Linked DNA regions of Homo sapiens: region 2 is linked to region 1. A link is an interaction called in ENCODE POLR2A ChIA-PET data of the cell type or tissue named here. Cell type or tissue: OCI-LY7. All regions are shown on one strand. Each heading gives the region's core, and the rest is flanking DNA. Links, peaks and the distances in the headings are about the cores only.

The links. Peaks named below come from ENCODE experiments on the same cell type or tissue, not always from the same donor. Only the 100,000 strongest peaks of a DNase experiment are listed, where the experiment ranks them.
Region 2: POLR2A ChIA-PET joins it to region 1 with 5 read pairs; 4 of 35 experiments call an interaction of 5 or more read pairs at or near these places.

Annotation. Positions count from the first base shown.
Region 1 is chr13:50,371,344-50,383,455 of GRCh38, forward strand. All of the region lies in intron 2 of DLEU1 (deleted in lymphocytic leukemia 1), which reads left to right. Among named protein-coding and RNA genes, the nearest start is that of DLEU1-AS1, 150 kb to the right of the region's middle. RefSeq lists an enhancer at 7,062-7,658. In OCI-LY7, for the core only: a CTCF peak has its summit at 5,766 (motif pointing right); DNase peaks (open chromatin) are centred at 4,808 and 7,318; H3K4me3 peaks cover 2,081 bases; H3K27ac peaks cover 1,705 bases.
Region 2 is chr13:50,531,739-50,543,850 of GRCh38, forward strand. No RefSeq gene overlaps it. Among named protein-coding and RNA genes, the nearest start is that of DLEU1-AS1, 10 kb to the left of the region's middle. In OCI-LY7, for the core only: no CTCF peak of the experiment used is centred there; a DNase peak (open chromatin) is centred at 3,563.

The sequences.
Region 1 (12,112 bases), core at 2,420-10,419:
GGCTCCTTCCTGGGGATTGGGTGCAAGAATGGCTGCCCTCAGAGAATGAATCACAATCTGGTAGGAAAGTAAAAACATATGCACATTGGGAATATTTAAATAGCAAGGCTGTGTAGTTTATACCAAGATGAGTGATCCAGACAATAGATGCTGTAGACAAGGAAGACAGTCAAAATATCTGTCAAAATTTCTAACAGCCAGTACTGCACAGGCATCAGACTGGATTGCGATGGATGCCAATCCCATCAGAACACACTGTGGGAGTGGACAATCTGTACCCCATGAATATTAGCCCTGGTATGGCAGCATTGAAGAGCAAAGGTCTCTAGGGACTGGGGCCACTGCGCAACAGTTCAGGGAGGAGATAGAACTCAGACTGAGCCTGGAGAGGTGGGGAGGGAGAGAGAAGCGGGAATAATTAAATTAGTTTCATGATGTAAGTAGGATTCTTAGAAGATTATTCTGACAGATATGTGTGGCATGGAGTAGAGTGGGAGGAATGAAGGAAGAAAATTGGTGAGGAGGCTGTTCTAGGAATTGAGGTGTGAGATGAGAAGAATGGAGGACTCCCTATTGGAGAGAAAGGCTTGACCCGTGAGCCAGGGAGAGCTGAGCGGCGAAGAGTAACTTGGAATTATTCCGCCAAGAGCCAAAGTATTTATTTCTTACCACGAATTGTTAAAATGTGACTATGAAGAGTAGTAAAAGCATAATAAGGTGTGAACTTAAACCCTTGACACTCTTTCCTCTCCCTTCCCTGAAATTCCTCTCTTAAGATCCAACAAGGGACTTGAAAAATAATATTGTGAAAATGGCTTGCAAGACACAGCTGGATTCCTCACAGGACTAGCTTTGTTAGCAGAAATTGCTCTAGGATCTGCAGTATGCAGAGCACAGGGGTGGGCAGATCAACCTCAGCCTCTGGATTGGGTTTGGGAGAAAGTCTCTTTAAAGCCCCCAGCACTATTCCTGGGAAGCCCCACTTTAGGAGTTATGTCCCGGGAAGGTTCCTGACCTGCTGTCCTAGCAAAGCCCAAGCTTCCCTTCTTGTCAAAGTTGGACTTGGGCACCCTGCTGTTCAGCTCTCCACCTAGGCAAGCTTTGTGTAGCGTTCAGGAGGCTCTAAGAGTTGTAGGGCTTCCCTTCTGCAGTTTTAATTTGAGTGTTAATAAAAAAACTCTTTAGGCAAGTGATAATATTGGTACAGACCTCTTTGAAAAGAAGAGAGGAAGATACACGACCGAATGCATTTCAACTTCCACAAGAGCTATTTGAAGAGGATAAAGATGAAGGGTAAAGGGATAAAGTGGGTGGTGGAGTGGAAGGCCAGTTGGAGTAGTTTATTCTATAAAGAGTGAGATAATTGGGTGGCCATTTGCAAACACACACACACAGACACACAAACACACACACAATTACACCCTTCACTGTGCACCAAATGCATCAAGGATTTATATATTTTAATATTAACTTTCATAATACAATCTTTTATACTATGAAAATAAGTAAATATACCACTTTCTTTTCTTTCTAAACATTCACTCACTGAAGGATATCTAGGTTGTTTTCATTTTTTGGCTATCACCAGTGAAGCTGCTGTGAACTTTCATGTACAGATTTTTGTGGGAGCATACGTTTATCTCTCTGGGATAAGTGACCAGGTATAGTACAATCACTTCTGGGTCAAATGGTAATTGCGTGCTTAGTTTTGTAATAAATTGCCAAACTGTTTTTCAGAGTGGCTATATCATTTTACATATTACTTATATATGTATATATAAATTTTTTAAATAATAAAAATTTTATTATATAGTTTTAAAAAACATGACATCAGATAATTTTGTTTTGCTATCATTATAAAGTGAAAAATGAATGTTTAATATGTTAAGAATGGAAATCATGCTCACAGTATATTCTTTTAAAGATAGTTTAAAAATAAATTTATGAAGAAAGAGAGAGATTGATTTAGTTAGTATTTAGTTAATATGAACTTCTATAACAAAATACCATAGACTAGGTAGCTTAATAGCAGAAACAAAATTCTCACAGTTCTGGAGGATATGTGATTAAGTAAAACATGCAAGACAAGAATACTATAAATAGCACAATATGATTTTAAATAAATGTTCAATTCATTAAAAAAATAAAGGTACACACACATGCAAATTCTTGCTTAAGGACAAGGTTATGAACCTTGGCAAGTCACCTCCATGGAAATATTAATGTATATCATGCACAAGGAGTGGAGGAGCATCACTGGGGGTGATTTTTCTTCCCCAGGGGACATTGGCAATGTCTGGATGCATTTTTTGTTGTCATGACTGGTGAGGAGGATGTTACCAGCATCTAGTGGGTGTCAGCCAGGAATGCTGCTAAACATTGACAATGCATAGGACAGCCCCTACAACAAAGAATTATCTACCCTCAAAGTCAATAGTGCTGAAGTTGAGAAATCATGGTTTAGGGAGTCTTGATTAAAACTTTTCAACTGGGGTACCCTGAGATGGTGAAATATACTAGTATGCTTTGCTTCACAGTGTCAACTTTACTCGCATCTGCAGCAGGTGAGTTATAATCTTCACAGGAGCCAGCTCCTGGGGAAAGACTGATCATAGAAGAAATTCTCATTGGCTTTGACCAAATCCTTCTCCTTGCCAATTAGGAAATATTGACTTTCTAATCTTTTAGCAAAAGCTCCGTCTGTATTTGAATATATGTTTGGTTATAACAAATAACTTGTTTCCACAAATGGAAAAAAGTATCGTAAATGGCAACAGATATAGTTTAGTGCTGACTTTAGATGGTGGCTGGACCTCCTATAGGACAGGCAAAGCTAAGTACTTTCTACTCAAAGCCATCAAACAAAATGCTTACAAATTAGAATGTAATGGCCATTGCTTTACTTGTTTTGATAAACCAGAAAAACAGGCTTCAGCTTATTGAATCTATTATTGAACCCTAATTAGCTGTGGTGTTTGGACATTCTGAGGCCCATGGTAAGATAAATAATATTTATGGTTTCTTCCATGTATCAAATAATTGTGTACGAAATGTAGTATAGTATGGAATGCTCTCTTCTCTCAGAGTTTAGACCACAGAGTGACCAGGCGCTCATTGTGGGGTTAGGGTTGAAACGCTGGAGCCCAGCATGGGTAATCTTCGCGTAGACACTCTCACCGCAGATATCAGAGAGCTTAGCAACATCTCAGGCTCATGCAGACTCCTCGCTGGTTTCCTCACCAATGCCCTTCGTGTCGCCATGTGAGCTTTGGGTGGAATTGAGGAAGGGCAGCATTAAATACACTGAGTAATCTGAAAATGAAGGGTGGGGGAATTAAAAACGAGTTCACTTGGGTTCAAGGAAAATTTTTGAGGATGTCAGCATTTTCCATGTTGGGGGAAAAAAGAGATTTTAAAAAACTTTTCTCTCAGAGAACTTGCTAAAATATCATCAGTGCATAAGTGAAAGGAGATAGTGTGGAGAAAAAAATTTTAAGCCATCACCAAAAAGGCGAAGTCCCAAAGATACAAACCAAAATTCCAAGGTAAATACATCAATGAAGACAAACAGAACTGGTCTCAGTTTCCTTATCTGTAAAATAGGCAGAAACAATCCCTTATCCTAAACTCTTGAAACCAGATGAGTTTCAGAATTCAGAACTTTTAGTATTACAGAAAGATAATAAAGTACATATTGTCATTTATTATATAGAACACTCAGAGGCATTGGAGGGCAATATCCCTTAATGAAACACATTAATTTTTCTGTAGTGAAATGTGCACCAAATGAGTTAAGTAAAGACTATAAGTAGCCTCATGTTAGTTTGTTAGGTTTTGCTGCCAAGTAATTTTGCTTTAGACTTATGAAAAAATGTTCAGTTTTCAGAGATTTTAGATTTCTGAATTGCAAATGAGGGATGGTGTACCAGTGTCTGTCTCAAAGAGGTGTCCTGAGAATAAAATGCCATAATGGATAAATTGTGCACACTGCTGGTGTATACTAAGCATGTAATAACAGTGGCTATTGTTACTAGGTTTTTGTTTTTATAGGTAAAAGTATTCAGATATTATAATTATAATATTATTATCAGCATTGGAATTATTTTGGGTTGATGTATATTTCTTTTCCATTTCTTCTTTCCTTTTCTCTCCTTTTTTCCTTAACCCCCCACCCCTACTCCTGTCTGCCTGGCTGTCTCCCTCCTTTCCCCCTTCCTTCTTTCCTTCCTTCCTTCCTTTCTTTTCTTTTCTTTCTTTCTTTTCTTTTCTCTCTCTCTCTCTTTTTCCTCTCCCCTCCCCTCCCCTCCCCTCCCCTTCCCTTCCCTTCCTCCATCCCTCTTTTCTCCCTCTCCTACACAGGGCTTTGACCTTAATATCCTTGCATATAACAAATGATGTGAGTGGTCATCTCTCATCTGGTTTGGTTACTGGACAGACTCTTTAAGCTTCATCTGATTGTGTATGAATAGCAGTCCTCTTATTAAAGAGATAAAAACCAAAACTAAAACAAAAATAGTAAAACAAGCAGCACGCATCTCACTTGTCTTAGATTTCTGTGCCCTTTTTTCTCAGCAAGACCCAAGTATTCTAACCACAATGATTCTGATGACCAGGAATTCTAGAGCTGGCAGCCTGGCTGAGTCAGAGGGATTTGAGTTGGATCAGCACAGAATCCAGACCAAAGTCACGGTGAACTGGCATGAAAAACAACAACAACAGCAGCGGCAGCAGCAGCAACAATATAGACACATGCAAAACACAAAGCAGCCAGCTACCAGCCACCTCCGAATTGTATCCAAATGAACTGCTACTCATACCTCCACTTCCTGGGCCCCATTTCTCTGATTCCTTTCCGACTGCAGACCTATTAGCCACAGTCTCACATTGTTCTAGATCTCTACTTTCTCCCTTTCCTTGCTTTTGGCTCTGCCTTTTCTTTCTTTCTTTTCTTTTCTTTTCTTTTCTTTTTTTTTTTAAATAAGGCTTCAACTCTTCAACTTCTCCCCTTTTAAATTATGTTATGAACCATCCACAGGGGAGAAAAGCCAACAAACTCATGAACTACATTCTGTTTACAAGTTCGTTTCTAAGTCTGATTATTTATTTCTTTAATTTAGAAGTTCTATATCCCCAAGAGGACCTTAGTAACTGAAAGCTGCTCTTATTTTACTAATATATTTAATAACTCTTCATTTTTATAGTAAGAATGAATCTAGGCTTGCCATATATTTTCATGGTAAAATATTTTAATTCCTCTGAAGAAGACGGAGGATCTTAACCAAATGACTTATGCAGAGAATACAGGCATAGAAAAATGGAACAAATATCATTGTTAATTGTTTTTTCTGTGATGACAGTTTACTCTGTAGCAGCAATTCTTAAACTTGGTACCTGGTATTAGTACAGCAGGTGTTTTGGAAAAAGTAAAAGGATTCTGTGCCCACATAACTTTGTGAAACTTTACTTTGAACAAAATTAAGCAGATTTCATTAATGTAGAAACAGTGTTCCGGACATACAGTGTTTGAAATATTGGTACTGGCCTACTGGCAGGTCAGTTGTGAGGTCTTGACACCCTCAGTTTTCTACCAAGGAAAACTACTCAGTTAACAAGCTACTGCTCATAGGCAGCCATAGTTGGACTTTTCCCCTCATCATGGCTGGTGATGGGAGTGGGCACTGGATTCCAGGCTGGCCAGATCATGGACTGGCCACAACTGCCAATCAAGGACAGGACCAGTCAATTAGCAGACAACACATAGAGGCCACTGGGAGGCAGCAGGGTCCCTGAGGATTTCCGAGGAAATCAGTCAGGTATAGGTGGAAGCCTTGAGAGATGAAAGAGAAAAGCAGAGTGGGAGGCAGGGTGGCTGATAGGCTGTGTCAGGAGCTGTGGATGGGAGACAGGAAATCCAAGTTACAGAGGAGAGGTGGATGGACTGCCTGCACCAGAGGGGCAAAGAGGTAACCTTATTCCTAGATCAACTCTAGGACCTTCCAGTTGTCTTTTGCTAGGTTGGGCTGTGCACCTTCCTGATTGCCCCAAGACATTCCTGTTTTTATTTCCAGTGACTTCCACTTCTAAACTTACTCATTACCCAATGCATTCTTGTAATACATTCTATCATAATTTGAAGTAGCTTGAGGACTTTGTACCTTGTAGCTAAAAAAGTCTAATGAATGCTTCTGGTTTATTCTTAAGGATTTTTTTATAATAACTTTTTTTCTCTGCAAAAATAGTACATGACAAATTGAAAACCCAATGAAGTACAAAGCAGACAATAAAAATACCTATAGTTACCCTCACTCAGTCACTGTTAAATTTTGGTATATATCTGTGAAGGGCTCTTTCTCTGTTTTCGAATTGCAAGAATGGGTGCACACCACATACACTGTTTTCTATTTTTTTAACCTAATTATTGTAAATATCTTTTTCTTTTTATCACAACATATTTAATTATTATGTCATATTTTGTTGTATGTCCAAAGTTCAATGAATTCTCAATGGTTGAACATTTTGGCTGTTTATTTATTTTTTGCTACTGTAATCAGTTCTGTGGTAAATCACCTTGAAGGTAAATATTTGCACACATTTGTAATTATCTCTCAGGATAAAGTCCTAGAAGGGGAATTGTCAGGTCACAGCATATGCACGGTTTTAAGGATTAGAATACTTATGGAAATTACTCTTCAAAAGGTCTAGGCTAATTTACATATCAATCCAGCAGCCTCTCGTAGACAAGCTTTGTTTTCTATAGCTTCTTTTTGGGCTTTTCCCCTGTCCTGTAGAACCTTCTGGATTTTAGTGTTGATTGTCCCACCCTTTTGATTTCAGAGCATTAGCCTTCTCTCTAAGCTTTTTAATGCTTTGCAATGAGATTACTAGTTCTATAATTTTCAGTGCTGGCTCTGGCTGCTTTGTCTCAGAATACCACTGCAATTTTCTGTTTTTTCTTTTCTTTTTTTTTTTTTTTTTTGCCAATGGATCTATTGAACTGCCTAGTGAGCAGTGCAGGGGGAGAAAGGTGAACCCAGTTTCATTTGCATCCCATGTGGCTTTGGCAGCAGTAGCATCGAATTAAACTCAAGCCCCGGAAGATGTGCTTCCTTTGGAAAATGAAAGACCTACAAAGTTCAAGGAGCCCATTCGTGGCAAGTAAATTAAGAGCGTAAACCCAAAGAATGTCTGCAGTTTACAGCTTGGTATTACACGGTTGCTTCTGATTGGTATAATCTGTCATTGCTGTGATGTGTTTAGAGACAACTCAGATTACACTCCTGATACACTAGCTAGGGCCAACCACCTGTGGCCCTAGTCAACGATCAAAGATAGTTACCACAAATGCTATTTGAGGAAATAATGGCTTAGAGTGGAATAAAAACTGCAGTGCTGCTTTTATTGTGTAACTTTTCATCTTATGTGCTTAGCGGAACAGGGCATGAGAATCCTATTTATTGGCAGTAAGACTCTTTCTTTTACCCTTGGTGTCACAAGGGCATTTGGGGAATTTTGCTGTTAGTTAAAAGTTCCAAGGCACCAAGCGCAGGCAGGCTGAAGAGATGAAACTTGAGCCAGTCATTTTTACTGCCTGTTTGCTTCTCTGGTAAGAACTTCTGGGAGAAGCATGAGGCTACCAGTTAAAATGTGTAGGTTGGACTTTTGTGGATTACCTATTTAAGTATTCATGTTTTCTCTAATAGAATAAGTACATGCCATTGAGAATAAACTGTATTTATTCATACATTTATGTATTCATTCATTTTTCCCTTATTCAAAGCCATCAACTGAATATCTATTAGGCACCATGCACTGCATATATTTAAAAAATATTTGCATGCATTTTATTCAAGAGTTTAAGTCCCAGCCAAAGCAAGAATTTTAGACTTTTATTTATTAATGTGCCTGGTTTTGTTACAACCTAATAATCTGCCTCCTGGGAGCCTTTAAGTCTTATGGTCTTATGGGGGTGGTGTAGGATGATTGGGGGATTGTCCTTTAATTAAATAAAAAGGCATGAATTGTTTGACACAGCGGTCATGTGAAAAAGGCAAGTTGTTCTCTAGTGCACAACAAAAAGATCGGAGCCCCTATTTCCAAGAAGTGTATTTTGTGGGGATGCAGGATTGGGGACCTACGCTGTGCCTCTGCGGTCACTTGGTTTCCATGGTCGCTCTCACCTCTGGAGGCCGTTCTTGTTTTGGCATTGCCTTCTCCTATGCAGGGTGTTGCCTCTTGTCCTTTATTACCCCAGAGTACTGCTGGTATGAGATTATTGTGTGAAGCTGACTTTTCAGAGGGCTGAGGCTACCCTTACTCTGATACCAGCTACAAGTTCAGAGGGTTTGCCAAACAACCCTCCAGTTTGATAATTTACCAGAAAGAGCCACAGAATTCACTGAAAGCCATACTTATGATTCATTACAGGAACAGGATACTAGTTAACATTAGCCAAGGAAGAGATGCCTTGGACAAAGCCCAGGAGGGGTCGAAATGTGGAGCTCCCATTCATCCTCTCTCGCTGGCATCATAGAGAGTATTACCTCCTCCCGACCACTGTTTGTGGCAGTATGCAGGGCATTGCTGGGCAGGGAAGCTCATTGAGCTTTTGGTGTCCAGAATTTTTATTGAGTCCTAATCACATACTATCTGCATGGCTGATCTTCAGTCTCCAGACCTTCCCAGAAGTTTTGGCTAGCATCTTTCATCCTCAGTTCCTCTGCAAGTGTGAACTGATACAACATGGCCTAAAGCCTCCATCACAAATCACGTAATTAGACTCTCTGATTGCCAAAGTCCCCAGGCAAACAAAGATACTCCCCTTAGACTGGACACTCCAGGGGCCTAGCATCACCTTCTTGTACCTGAGGGCAAAAGCCAGAGCTTTTGTGTGTGTGTGTAAAGTTAATTCTTCACGAAACAATTATATTAACAAAAATTTTCTAGAAATTTATAGATCATTCTTAATCTCACTGACTAGGTCTTCTCTCCACCTTGTGAACCCTGAAAACCTGAGACAGGTCTCAGTTAATTTAGAAAGTTTATTTTGCTAAGGTTGAGGACACGTACCTGTGACACAGCCTCAGGAGGTCCTGATGACATGTACCAAAGGTGGTAGGAGCACAGCTTGGTTTTATACATTTTAGGAAGTCACGAGACATCAATCACTATGTTTAAGATGTACATTGGTTCAGTTCAGAAAGGTGGGACAATTCGAGGCAGAGGCGGGGCAACTTGAAGTTGGGAGGGGGTTTCCAGGTCATAGGTAGATAAGAGACAAATCGTTGCTTTCTTTTGAGTTTCTAGTTAGCCTCTCCAAATGAGCCAGTCAGATATGCATTCATCTCAGTGAGCAGAGGAGTGACCTTGAATAGAATGGGAGGCAGGTTTGCCCTAAGCAGTTCCCAGCTTGACTTTTCCCTTCAGCTTAGTGATTTCGGGGTCCCAAGATTTATTTTCCTTTCACAACCTCTTCATTTTCCATTATATTTTTTGAAGTTCCTTTTTTATCTAGACCCTCTGAATATCATCCTTTTACCTCATTCATGGATGCATATTCTTTCTTTTTTAGGCTGCCTTAGAAATGCAAAATTCCCCTCACTTTGCTATGCAGAGCAATCCATCTCTCTTGGATTTGCCTTAGTATAACCAGGAGCCCAGGAGGCCTCCCATTCCTTGTCTGCAAAAGCCTATCCATACCCATGAGGTATTTTCCTCAACAAAACAAAACAAAACAGGAATCTATTCCTGACTCCACCTCTCCTTTAGAAGGCCAATCCTGAACAAAAGTAATCATCAACCATAAATTTCTATACCCAGTGAAACTATCTTCACAAATGAAGGTAAAATAAAGACAATTTCAAGCACACAAAAAAATGAGAGTTTTATTATCCAAAGTCTCTCACTAAAGGAAGTTCCAAAGGACATATTTTAGGAAGAAGGGAAATGGTTCCAGAAGAAACATCTGAGTTACAGGAGGAAAGTTGAATAGACAAACAAATAACAAACAGAAAGGTAAACATGGGTAATTAAAAAAAAATGCAACTGCAATTGGTTTTTGTTTAAAATAAGAACAATTTATTTTCCCCTTACAGTTACATTTATGATTATATTGCAGGTGTTAAAAGAAAAACTTTAGAAAAATTAAATTTAGTAGAGTTTAATTGAGCAAAGAATGATTCACGAATCAGGCAGTGTCCTGAGCCAGAATAGGTTTGGTGTCACCTTGTGCTGGCTTGTGGTTGAAAAAGATTTATGGACAGAAAAAGGAAAGTGATATACAGAAGACAGAATGAGATACAGAAACAGCTGGCTTAGTTACAGCTCCACGTTTGCCTTATTTGTACACAGTCTGAACAGTTAGCTGCCTTTGATTGGTCCAAACTTGGTGATTGGCACAAGCATAGGTGACAGTCTGTGTACGCATCCAGTTAGATTACAGTTCACTATGTATGGAGAAACCTTTAGGCTGAACTTAAAATATGTAAGAAACCAGCTTTAGGCTAAACCTAATTTAACACAGGTAAATCTCAATTTAAATACTATTGGTAACCTTTTCTCATTATTGGCTGACAAATGATGTCCCTTTTCCTTTAGAAACATTTTCAAAGAATCCAATCCTTTTAGTCGTCAAATCAAGTGTTTCTTAGTTTTCAACTGAGTAAGAAAACTTTTTCATTTATTATTTACTAGGGTCAGGAGCATTTAGTAGCAATGATAAAAGTGCAGATCAGAGACTACTTATATTGAACAGAAGTGCTTTATAAGGTCTCTATTCAACTGACATTCTGTTAAGTATTTCTAGTCAATGGATTCCTACGCGGACTGTTGAAACTTTAAGCTCAGGATAAGTGGTCTGGATGTGCAGTGCAGTTTAGTAAATGAACTAGAGCTCGGGTTCTATTTGCAACCCAGTTTTTTGGAGCTGAAGGGGCCCTTGGAACTCTTTAATCCCAGGTAGAAAAATGGAGACTCAGGAAAGCAGCACAGAGCATTTGTTGTCTGAGATAAGAGAGATGGGGCCATTTGAGAGCTCTGACCAGGCCCATGGCAGGCAAAGGGCTGCAGAGCGTTTCAAATTGGCAAAATTGACCTGTACTTCTCCATGTTGTGCTTCTCCTCAGAACTTTTGGGAAGCCGTGTGACTGTCATCATTCCAGCTAGAACACTTTCTTCCTCCAGAAAGTTTTGTGATCTGTTAACAATCATGTCTGGACCAAAGAATTTGGGGAAACTTGAAGCCAAAACAAATTTATCTAAGATTGTTGTTGTTTTTAAACAAGTGGCCAGCTTTGCAAATTTATGGATTAGTCCCCAAAGCTTGTGCTCTATAATTGACCCTTAACAGGTTAGCAGTAGAGGAGAAGAGAGACAAAGGCCACACTCTAGGGACTAAGAGCTATGAGAGTGTCGAGAGGTTGGGAGGGCTGTGTGTGTGTGTGTGTGTGTTTGTGTTGTTGGAGAAGGATGATCAGGTGTAGGAGAGAAGGGAGTAACTGCCACACTTGTGAATTTGGAAGCAATTTCAAAATCTCTATGTGGAGATTTTCTTTTGTTATATGGACAAACTTGGGGAAAGCCTCAAAAAGTTGAATGTCTTAGATCTCCACATTCTATTTTTTTTTTTTTCCAAGAGAATGCTTACTTAGTTGCGGGAAGCAGCCTCTAGGTGTGCAGGAGTGCAGATGCATGTCTTCCTTCTCTTCTAGTGGCTGGGACTCTTCCTGGGCTGGCATGGCAGCAACTGTGGGTGGGTGGTGCAGAATTTGTGCTGGTGTGGGAGGCCCTCATAAGTGACCCAGCCTCTGTCATTTCCGAGATGTTCATGTGGTGATGTGTCCTTTGCTCTAAAACAGTTGCTGTCATTTGTGATAGGTACACAGAAGTGTATGGACACAGGTGCAAATTCCCAGACCCTTACCTGTCACCAGGAGGCTGGTGGACTTTTCCAGGGTATTTGCCCCCTTTTCGTCTCCTGAATGACAATGTTGTGAATTGCGTGGGGGTTCAATGGAAGTGTTTTACTGACTGGGGATTTTTATTCTTGCTCATTATAATATTATCTTCTCTTTATTTCCTCATAAATACTTTAGGTTTCCTGTTGTAACTTTTGCTT
Region 2 (12,112 bases), core at 2,853-10,852, 160 kb after region 1:
ATTACTGACAGCTCATCTGTAGGCATGGCAAACCACATTCTCAGGAATATTTAAGGCTTTAGAAAAAATATAAAAGGTAACATGAAGTGAAAAATGTAACGGCAAAGTTGCATGTACAGGAGAGCTGTGGGTGGGCTTGGCTATATATGTACGTACATGCATATATGTACACATACAGAAAAAAGACTGGAAGGATTTGTGTCGATGAAATGTTAATAGTGGTTCTTAGGATGGTGGAATGATTAGTGGGTTTTTATTACCTTTATGTGGCACTTTTTCAAATTTTCTGTAAAAAGGCTGTATTAACTTTATGATCAGAAGTATAAACATTAGTTTTGTAATTTTCTTTGCTATCAAGGGCTCCCTCTGCTGCTCACCTAAAAAATTATGAAGAGTTGGCTTCCTACTTCTCATTCCTGATTTTCCTCATCTCCTAATAGCCTCTGTTCTTATCTTGTGACCACTTTCCACTTATTTACCTTAGAAGCAGACTCGTCTAATTTGAGTATTTGGAATGATATGTCAAGTTCTAGACTTTGTTTTTAATTGAGATATAACTGACATACACTAGTCGTCCGTTTAAAGGGTACAATTCAGTGGCTTTTAAGTATATTCACAGAGTTGTGCAAATGTCACCATGATCTAATACCAGAATATTTCTGTCACCCCCAAAAGAAAACCTATGCTCATTATCAGTAACCCTTGATTACTTCTTTCCGCCATCCCTGGTAACCACTAAACTACTCTTAGTATTTATGGTGTTGGGTCTAAGAAAATGATACCCCACACAATGGTGCTTTGGCATACTGAACACTTTGAATTAAATGAAGATGGAGTACCTTAGAAGCTGTCTCAGAACCCAAAACATTTTAACCCTCTTTTGTTTCTTCTCCCCTGACTCCAAGAGCAAGGAGGGACTCTGTCTGGAATTTCCTTATCTAACTAAGGAAACTTCTCAAAAGACATGCAATTGTCTGAAGACTCACTCTCCAGGAATCTCATGAAATAATCCAGAAAGATTACCCACCTGAGAGAAGAAAAGACTATAAAAGTCATCACTACATGCAGTTAGACTTTTCATCTATTCTTTTGAGGGCAGGTTGGAGAGATTACCTAGGAGACTTTTTCTACATACTAAGACAACCTTTGTTCACAAGGCAGTTCCACCCCTCTCCTTCCCTTAACTTGCCAGTCCCATTCAGTTTCCTAAGATAATTATTTACAAAATAATATTTGCCTCCTGGGTGCATTCATTTCCTCTGAAAATCACTTACTACCCTTCTAAAATTTGTTACAGCTCCCAAGTTTTCTCTCCCCTATGAGGAGGACATTTAAACCTTAACCATATGGCCCTTTTTTGAGTCTCATGTTTTGTATGGCTCCCATGATTATGCATATTAATTAATGTGTAAACTTTTTCTCATGTTAATCTGTCTATTGTCACTTTATTTCAGTGAACCTTCAGAAAGGGCAGAAAGGAAGTTTACTTCTGCCTCTACAATGGATTTGCCTACTTTAGACATGTTTTCAAGATTTATCCACGTCATGGCATATACCAGAACTTCATTTCTTTTATGATTGAATAATATTACATGGTTTTAATATACTATATTTTGTTTATCTGTTCATCAATTAATAAATCTTTGGGTTGTTTTCACTTTTAGGCTATAATAATTAACGCTGTTAGGAATATTTACTTGTAAGTTTTTGTTATATGTTTTTAATTCTCCTGGGTAGATACTTAGGGATAAAATTGCTGAATTAGATTGTAACTTTATGTTTAGAAACTGCCCAACTGTTTTCCAAAGTAACTATCATTTTAATATTTCACCAGCATTGTATGACAGTTCTGGTCTTTCCTTATTTAAACTAATACTTAATTGTTGCCTTTTATTGTAGCTATCCTAGTAGATATGAAGTGTTATCTCATTATGGTTTTGATTTGCATTCTCTAATGACTAATAATATCAAGCATCTTTTCATGTGTATACAAGATATTTGTATATCTTCTTTAGAGAAATGTCTACTCAAATCCTGTGCCTATGTTTTAATTGGATAATTTATGTTTTTATTGTTGAGTTGTAATAGTTTTTAAATATATTCTGGATCCTAGACCTTTAACAGTACATGATTTGTAAATATTTTCTCCCATTCTGTGGGTTGGCTTTTCACTTCTTTATATTATCTTTTGAAGTACAAGTTTTTTATTTTGATAAAGTCCAGTTTATCTATTTTTTTCTTTTTTTGCTTGTCTTTTGGTGTCGTATCTAACAAACCATTGCCTAAATCTGAGGTCACAAATTTTACAGCTGTGATTTCTTCTAAGAGTTTTATGCTTTTAGCTTTCACATTTAGGTCTTTGATACATTCTGTGTTAGTTTTTGTATAGGGTAAGAGATAGGAATCCAATTTCATTCTTTTATATGTGTATATGTGTATCTCCCATTTTTGCAGCACCATTTGTTTAAAAGACTATTGTTTCCTCCTTTGAACTGTTCGGACATTCTTGTCAAAAATCAGTTGACCATAAATGTATGAGTTTATTTTCAGACTCTCAATCCTATTCCATTGATAAATATGACTATCCTATGCCACTACTGTACAATCTTTATTGCTGTAGCTTTGTGCTGTAGATATCAAAATCAGTAAGTGTTAGTTCTTTAACTTTGGGTTTTTTTTTTCAGATTATTTTTGTTATTCTGGACCCCTTGCATTTCCACATGAGGTTCAGTATTAGCTTATACATTTATACAAAAAAGGCAGCTGGAATTTTGATGGAGACAGTGCAAAAACTCTAGACGAATTCAAGGAGTTTGTTATCTTAACAATATTAAGTGTTCCAATCCGTGAACCCAAGATGTATTTCCAGTTATTTAAGTCTTCTTTAGTTTCTTTCAATAACATTTTATAGTTTTTAGTATGCTAGTCTTGGAATTATTTTGTTAAATTTATTCCTAATTATTTTATTCTTAAAGCTGTTATAAATGAAATTATTTTAATTTTATTTACTGGTTGTTCATTGCTGGTGTATGAAAATACAATTGAGTATTCTGTATTTCTCCTGTATCCTTTAACCTTGCTAAACTGGCTTATTAGACTTTCGTGAATTCCTTAAAATTTTCTATATAATGTCATTGGCAAAGAGATAGATTTACTTCTTCCTTTTCAATTTGGCTGCCTTTATTTATTTTTCTTCACTAATTGCTCTGGCTAGAGACTCCAATACAGTGTTGAATAGGAGAGGCTAGAAAGAACATTCATTTCCTGGTCTTAGTGGGAAAGATTCCAGGATTTCGGCATTAAGCATGATATTAGCTGTGCATTTTACTCTGATGTTGTTTACCAAGTAGAGGAAGTTCCCTTTCATCCCATTTATTGAGTGTTTCATCATGAAATCATTTTTATTATAGATTCAGACAAATTATTTTTCTGCATCTTTTGAGATGATTCTGTAATTTTAGTCTTTCTTTATTAACATGGTATATGACATAGAAAAATTTTGGTATATCAAACCAACCTTGCATTCCATTGATAAATTCCATTTGATCATTTGGTACAATTCTTTTTAAAATGTTGCACACTGAATTAAGTGTTCTAGTATTTTTTGAGGTTTTTTTTGGCATTTATATTTATAAGGGATATTGTTCTGGAAGTATCCTTACTTGGGATATTTTTGTCTGGGTCTGATATCAGAGCAACACTGATCTTATAGAATAAGATGGGAAATAGTCCCACCTCTTCTATTTTTGAAAGAGTTTGCAAAAGATTGCACTTACTTGTTTTTGAAACATTTGGTAGAATTTGCCAGTGAGTACATCTGGTCATAGGCTTTTCTTTGTGGGAAGTTTTTTGATTATGAATTCAATTTCTGTATTTGTTATAGGTTTATTTAGAGTCTGGCAGTTTGTTTATAATGTGCCTCAAAGAGAATTTTTTGGGGGTTGAATCTAATTAGGGACCTTTGAGTTTCCTGAATCTGGGTGTTTATATCTCTCCTAAGACTTGGGAAGTTTTCAGCTATTATTTAATTAAATAGGTTTTCTGTGCCTATCTTCATCTCTTCTCCCTCTGGCATTGTTACAATATGAATATTTGTTGGCTTAATGATGTCCTGTAGGTCCCATAGGATTTCTTCATTCTTTTTATTCTTATTTGTCTTACCTCTGAGTTATTTCAAAAGAACTATCTTAAAGTTCAGAAATTCTTTATTCTGTTTGATTTAGTCTGTTGTTGAAACTCTCAATTGTATTTTTATTTCATTCAAGGCACTCATCAGTGTCAAGATTTTCGTTTGGTTCTTCTCATGATATCAATCTCTGTTGTTTTCCTAATTTCATTGAATTGTATTGAATATTGGCTGTATTCTCTTGTATCTCACTGAGTTTCTTAAGATCATTATTTTAAATTCCCTTTCTGGAATTTTGTTCTTTTCTTTGGATTCTGTTACTGGAGAATTATTTTGCTCCTTTAGACGTGTCGTGTTTCCTTACTTTTTCTGTGTGTGTGTGTGTGTGTGTGTGTGTGTGTGTGTGTGTGTTCCTTTGTTGATATCTGTGCATACCAGTGGAACAGTCATCTTTTCAAATTTGGTGGAGTAGTTTTCAGAGGGAGAGACTGTTTCCTGCACATGAGTCATAGGATGTTGTTTAAGTGTGGTGTGTTGGCTTTGGTTTTAGATGGACTCAGTAGCATGGTCTCTGCATTTTATTCAGCTGCAATCCTCATTTATAGTGTCTGCAATTGTTTCAGTGGCCTAGGCTGTTGGTTTGTGATGGCAGTGATATGGTTTTGCTGGGCGAGGTGGGGTGGGGGTAGGGGTTGCTGGGCTGGCTGGCAGGCCAAGTGTGTAGGTATATCAGACTGTCCAGCTGTGTGTCATCTTCCATATTGTGCAAGTCCACCTATTCCCTTGTGGGTGGGGTGCTCTATGTGTTTGAACACCAAAATCTTAGCCATTCCACACAGCAATAGGCTCCAAGCAGCTAGGATAGTGGTGATGCAGCCACTCAAGCGAGCATACTGGAATGATGGCATGACTTCAGGGATACAGAAAAATAGTGGCTACTGGATCCCAGGGCAGGACTCACTCTAGTAGTGGGTCCAGTTTCGAGATGGCACTGTGTCATACAGCTTTGGTGTGGGGAGTGGGGTGTGTGTGTGTGCACAAAATGGGCTCCTGTTTTGAGGCAATGCAGTTACATGAACTCTAGGCAACTCTCCTAACTGGTTTAGGACATGTGAGGACTATCTACCTCTCCTGTAGCAAAGAACACAGGCATCTGCAGCAGTAACGAGGACTGCTGGGCAGTTGTAGCTTACCCTCTCCCCATAAGAAGTTCATCCTGGCTTTGAGCTGATCTCAACAGGGAAAACAGTATGGCTGAAATAGGGTTCTTCACTCTCTTGTCTATGGTGCTATCCTGGGTTTCTGTGTTCCACAAGGATTTTGCAATTTTCCTGGTGCTCTCCAGTGTACTTCCTCATTCATGCTAGTGAAAATACAGTTGTTTATTCATTGTTTTGGTCCCTTTTTGCTGGGGAAGATGAATACCAGGCAAGTCTAGACAGCTATCTTGCTGACATGCCAGTCCACAAGTTTTTTCAGTTGTCTTAATTTGTAACAATCTTGTTCAGATTAAAATAAACTTAATTTCAATAGTATATAAAAATTTTGCATTTGTATAGCTCTATTTCCTTCTGCCTCCTTTGTGCTATTATTTACTAAATTTACTTTAGTCTGAAGGATTATCTTTAGTATTTCTTGTAGAGCAGTCTGCTAGTGATATATCCTTTCAGTTGTTTATTAGAAATATCTTAACTTCATTTTCCTTAGTTTTTTTACTATATTTAAAATTTCAGCAGCAAAATTTTGTGCTGTTACTGTAATACAAATTAGATTTATATAACATATACTCACAACACAAATTCATAATTATTGCTTTAAGAGGGTTTGAAATAATAAGTTAGAAAAATCAGAGTTACAAATAAAAAAATACATTTATACTGTCTTGTATATGTAGTTACTTTTTCTAATGCTCTTTATTTTCTTTATTTGAATTTGAGTCACTGTCTAGTGTTCTTTGACTTTAGTGTGAAGGACTATCTTTAGTATTTATTTTATTTTATTTTTTTTTGAGATGGAGTTTCACTCTTGTCACCCAGGCTGGAGTGCAATGGTGTGATCTCAGCTCACTACAACCTCTGCCTCCAGGGTTGAAGCGATTCTCCTGCCTCAGCTTCCTCAGTAGCTAGAATTACAGGCATGTGCCACCATGCCTGGCTAATTTTTGTATTTTTAGTAGGATGGGGTTTCTCCATGTTGGTCAGGCTGGTCTTGAACTCCTGACCTCGGGTGATCCACGCGCCTCGGCCTCCCAAAGTGCTGCGATCACAGACATGAGCCACTATGACTGGCCTATCTTGAGTATTTCTTGTAGAGCAGCCTGCTAGTGATAAATCCTCTCAGCTGTTTATTAGGAATGTCTTAACTTCACTATTTTGAAGAATACTTTTGCTGGATATAAAATTCTAGGTCGACATCTTGGTTGACATTTTTTTTTTTTAACACTTAGAGTATATAATTCCATTGCTTCTGGCTTCCATGGTTTCTGATGAGAAATTATTTGTTATTTTTATTGAGAATCCATTGACCTGATGAGTAGTTTCTTTCTTTCAGGTTTCAAGATTCTTTCTTTGTCCTTCAACAGTTTTATTATGATGTATCTAGTTGTAGATCTCTTTGACTTTATCATACTTGGAGTTCGTTGAGCTTCTTGGATATATAGTATAACATTTTCCTTCCAATTTGGAAAGTTTTCAGTCATTATTTTTAATTTTTTCCCCCTTTCTCTTTATCCTTGACGTCTGAGACTACATTTATGCATGTTTTTAGGCTTGATTATCTCTGAGTCTCTGCTTATTTTTTTTAATTCTCTTTATTTCTATTACCTAGAGTGGATAATCTCAATGGACCTGTCTTAAAATTTACTGATTCTTTTGTCTGCTTGCTGAAATCTGCTGTTGAGCCCTTATAGTAAATTTTTATTTCAATTATTTATTTTTCAACTCCAGAATTTCTATTCAGTTCATTTTTATAATTATCTCTTTATTGATATCCTCCATTTGCTGAAATATCATTCTCATACTTACCATAATTATTTAGATATAGTTTCCTTGGTTCTTTGACCGTTTTTTAAATTTCTGACTTAAAGTCTATGTCTAGTAAGTCCAACGGCTGTATTTTCTTGTGGATAATTTCTGTTGCTTACTCTATTTTTTCTGTATATAGACTATTATCTGTCTTTGCATGTCCTATTTTTTTCCTGGGTATTTAAAATAATTTGATGTGGCACTGAAAATCAGACTTTCCTTCTTCTAGGGTTTCTGGTGGTAGTGGTTTTCTGAACTAATTCTTGCTGGTGGTAGTGGTTTCTGAACTAAATACAAAGCCTGTATTTGTTGTTGTTATTGTTATGAGTAGCCACTGAAATTTCTGCTCAGTGGTCAGCTAATGATCAGAGAGAAAGTATTTTACATGCCTGGAAGAAATAAGTACTAAAGTTTTTGCTGAGAGGTTCTGTGTACATTTTGGAGCATGGCTTTGACACTAAGTCAAGAACTTGACAATTCTGTCTTAGCCTTTACTTCCTGCTTATACAAAGCTTCAAGTTTAGCCAGAACTGAGAGCACAGGGCATTGTCTGTTTTTCCTGACAATACGCATAGTCCTGAACTTGCACATGGCTCCACATATGCATGTAGCCTTTTAGATTCCCAGGAATATGTCAGCTTTTCAAAGTTCCCCATGAACATCTCAGATTTTCCTTTGAAGCCTTTTGGTTAGTCTATTGTTTGTATCAACTGTGTCTCACTTCTTCAGGGAGCTGCAATATTCAACAGATTGTTTTCAACAAATGCTCCAGAGGAAAAGGCTGTTTGCATTAGATGACTTTTGAAGCAGATCTTATAAGGACAACCTTTTAAGTAGGGTCTTCCAGGGAACTTCCAGAAAGGTCAAATAATTTTAATTTTCTGGGAATGGGGATTCAAAGAAGCTCCAACCTTGTTTTGCCCTTTCCAGTGACTACAATGCTTTTGCTTTTCATTGTGATTGTGGGTTGTTTATTTTATATCTACTGTAGAGCTGGAGAAGGTAGAGTGGATTGGAATAGGACAAGTTAAAATGCCACAAAACTCTCTGTACTTACTGAGATTCAGCCATTTTTCTGAATAAACACTCTCTGGATTGCTGCAAGCTTTTGGTTCCTTTCCAGACTTCTGAAAAAGTTAACTCTGACAATTTTTGCTGGTTTTCTCATTGCTTTTATGGGGGAGAGGATTTTCAGAAGTCATTACTTCATCATTTTCACTGACATCACTTCAAGTTCTATTTTTTTAATGAATTTTTTAAAGAATTCTGAAATTCCCTCTTAATCACACCTAAATGAGCCACTGTTTATTGAACTTATATTGAACTAATAAGAACAGAATTTAGTTTAACTCACCTGGCAACCTTGATGAAAAGTGGAGTCAGCTGAGCCATTACTCCTTCTCTAAACAATGCTGACTGAATGCAATGTCACTTTGATAGACATTACAGTCAAACAAATGCTCAACACTATTTAGTTGTCTGTATTTGATACTATGTTGAGTGCTGAATAGGTGGAGTGAAAAGATTATTATTCTCAGTTTCTGGTAGCACCACCTGCTCTAGTCAAGACCAGGTATTGAATTCTACTCAGAAATTTTGTCTGTATGGATGACACCTTGTACTAAGTAGATTATTAATGCTTACATTTTGTTTCTTGGGGGGTACTTTAAGACTGCATAATTCAATCTTGGATCCTTAGAATCCTAAACTTTTAGAATTGGAAACATCCTTAGGTATCATCTAGTCTTTCATTTCCCAAAAGGTGTTCTAGAGATGTTTATAAATGCAAAGGGACAGAAGAAATACTTTGAGTGAATGTGGCTTAAACAAAGTCAAGCAGGTTTATTTACTGCTGGGGTTTTTGTAACATTCAATATACTACTTTATACTCTAAATTTCTAAAAGGGGGCAACAACTTGTTGCATTTCCCTAATTAATTGGAGAATGAATTCTTTTTATTAAAACATGTCTCCTAGAAAATGTTCTGTAGGGTTAGGAAAACACTGACCTAATTCAGTATCATTATTTTATCTATAAAGAGATTGAAGCTCAGGACTGCCAGATTTAACAAATTACAATGCAAGTCTTCTAGCAAAATTTGAATTTCATGTAAATAATGAATAACTTTTTATCATTTGCATAAGGCATACTTATACTGTACTAAAAATATATTACTTATATGAAATTTACATTTAGCTGAGCATTCTGTATTTTTGTCTGGTGATCCTAGCAATTGGCTTATCCAAAATGACATAGCAAATGCATAGAAGAACTGGGGCTAAAATAAAGTTTTTATACTCTTACTTAGTGGTTTTATTTTCTAAGCTACATAGCATGGTTAAGGGTTTAATGGCACTGTGGCCTACTAAGGAGATACTATAATACATATAGAACCGCTTCACTCTTCTGTGACCCTCTATCACAGTGTCTGCCTAACAACCTAGCAGGAGAATACTACAACCAATATTAATGTAATTGAAAAATAACAATGATGGCCAGGTACGGTGGCTCATGCCTGTAATCACAGCACTTTGGGAGGCCAAGGTGGGTGGATCACAAGGTCAGGAGTTCGAGACCAGCATGGCCAAGATGGTGAAACCCCGTCTTCACTAAAATTACAAAAATTAGCTGGGTGTGGTGGTGGGCGCCTGTAATCCCAGCTACTTGAGAGGCTGAGGCAGGAGAATCGCTTGAACCCGTGAGGCGGAGGTTGCAGTGAACCAAGATCGTGCCACTCCGCTCTAGCCTGGGCGACAGAGGAAAACTCTGTCTTAAAAAAAAAAAAAAGAAAGAAAAAGAAAATTAACAATCATAATGATGACTGACCTTTATTGGATGCTTACTGCATGCCAAGCACTGTTCCAAGAGACTTCTGTCTTTTGTCATTTATGCCTCCACAACAGCCCTATAGGCAGGGGCTATTGTTTTCCCATGTTACAGATGCAGGAACTGAGGCACAAGAGGGTAAGCAAATTGGCCAGGATCTCTCACAGCAGATAAGTGGCAGAGCTGAGGAAGAACTTTTAGGAAAGGAAAATTATATTTTGAAAAATCCCTTTTAAAATATATACCATAATTGAGAAGAAGTAAACTTTCTTTTTGACCGATCTCTGGAGGCTTGTTTGAACTCACTTTTAAGAAATAAAACCTCTGCCTGTCAGATGAATATCTTTATTGCAAAGGAAATTTGTATCATACAGCTCCTCCTAAGCAAGGAAAAACATAAAACAGAGATCTATGTTGGGTTGTGATATCTCTTTCTAGGTGAAGGTTAGGGGCAGAACCATAGGTCTAAGACTTGGAGCTGCAAATAGCAACAGGTCCTGCACATGGTACCTGCATTTGTAAGTGGAGGACAAAAACCACATCTTATCACTCCTCTTTCCTCAGTAGAATGTAGAGCAATAACTGGCATGTAGAAGGAGCTCAATAAAGATATCCAAACATATCTTTCTAGGAGATATGTTTTAATAAAAAAGGTCTGTTCTCTAATTACTTAAGGGGAAAAGACCCTCACTAATCCTTTGAGTAGAGACACACACTCATAGCACCCACCACCAAAGCCTTCTTTCCCGTATGAAAGACAGCGATGCATGTGAGAATGGCTTCAGATTCCCTTCCTTTTTGACACTGAAACCTGACATTCTTTTGGATTAAGAACCTAACTAGCTCTACCCAACTAGCTCATAGATTCCTTGGCTGGAAAGCTGCCTTGGAGAGTTAAGAAAAATGAGGTTTCCAGAAAATTGAGGTGAAGGGGCACAAGCCTTTCAAAGCTGTCATATTAAAATCAGCACGTTGACCATCATTTTCTGGAGACTTGGAGTGTAGACGAGAAGGCAGCCAGGGACATGGTGAAATGTGATTTTATCTCGGTGGTCAGTCTGAGTCTTTGTGGATCTCCTCACTCACATGTCTTTCCTCACTGATACCCAGCCCTTATTTACCAAGTCCCTTTGGCAAACAAGGGACCCATTTCCTCTTGAACTCTTGTCAAAATCGTTTTTAATTATTATAGATTTATGGCTCAAAAAATCGGAGAAATTCTAAATTAGTGGCTTAAAACATCAGCTGAATCTATCATATTCCATTTTTATGATTACAACTACTATCAATAATAGCTATCATTTTCTAAGGGCCTACCTTGTTCCATGTATTCTACTAAGTGCATTATATACATTAACTCATTAATCGAATGGAAACTAACATTTCTCTGGAGGAATACATTTAGGCTCAGAGAGGTTAAGTAACTTACCTAAGGTTCCACGATGAGTTGGTGTTCTGAGAATAAATGTGCACTAAAGGACTACAGCAAACATTTTACTATTTTAGGCTTATGGAAATGAGGCAAACTCAATTTGTGAGACACACATTTTAATAAACTGTGTTTAAAGCTAGAGTTTACCACCTTCTCACACACTGAGTAACTTGAACTATGTATGCAAAGAACAGCTGCCTTGCGGGGGGGGGGTCTTGGAAGACCTACAGATGAGCCTTATTTATAATTAGAGTGCCACTCTTTAAGCATTATTTATAATTAACATGTCAGTGATTTATAATTGAAGAAATCCTCCTATTTTTAAAAGACTAATAAACTGTTTTAAACTATTTAAATTATAATTCTTTTTATCCTTGATTTGATTACCAAACTTCAGGCCAGTTCTGTAACTGACTCTGAATTAATGGAAGTGAAAACTAATGCAGTTTAATGTAGAGGATTTGTAGCCATCCTTGTGTGGCTTTCTTATTTAAAATACATCTCTTCTTGACTGGCACTGGCTGTTTGGATATCTGTAAGATTCACCCTTTGCAAGAATAGAATCAAAGCCTCTAAGGAATTGGATTTAATTCTGAGAACGTGGAATTTTCCTTTGAAGTGACCCTTTAAAAATATTAGCAAGTTCCTGCCTTAATATCCAACTTGTATGCCTCACTGAGTTTTCATGAGATTCGCAGCCATCAC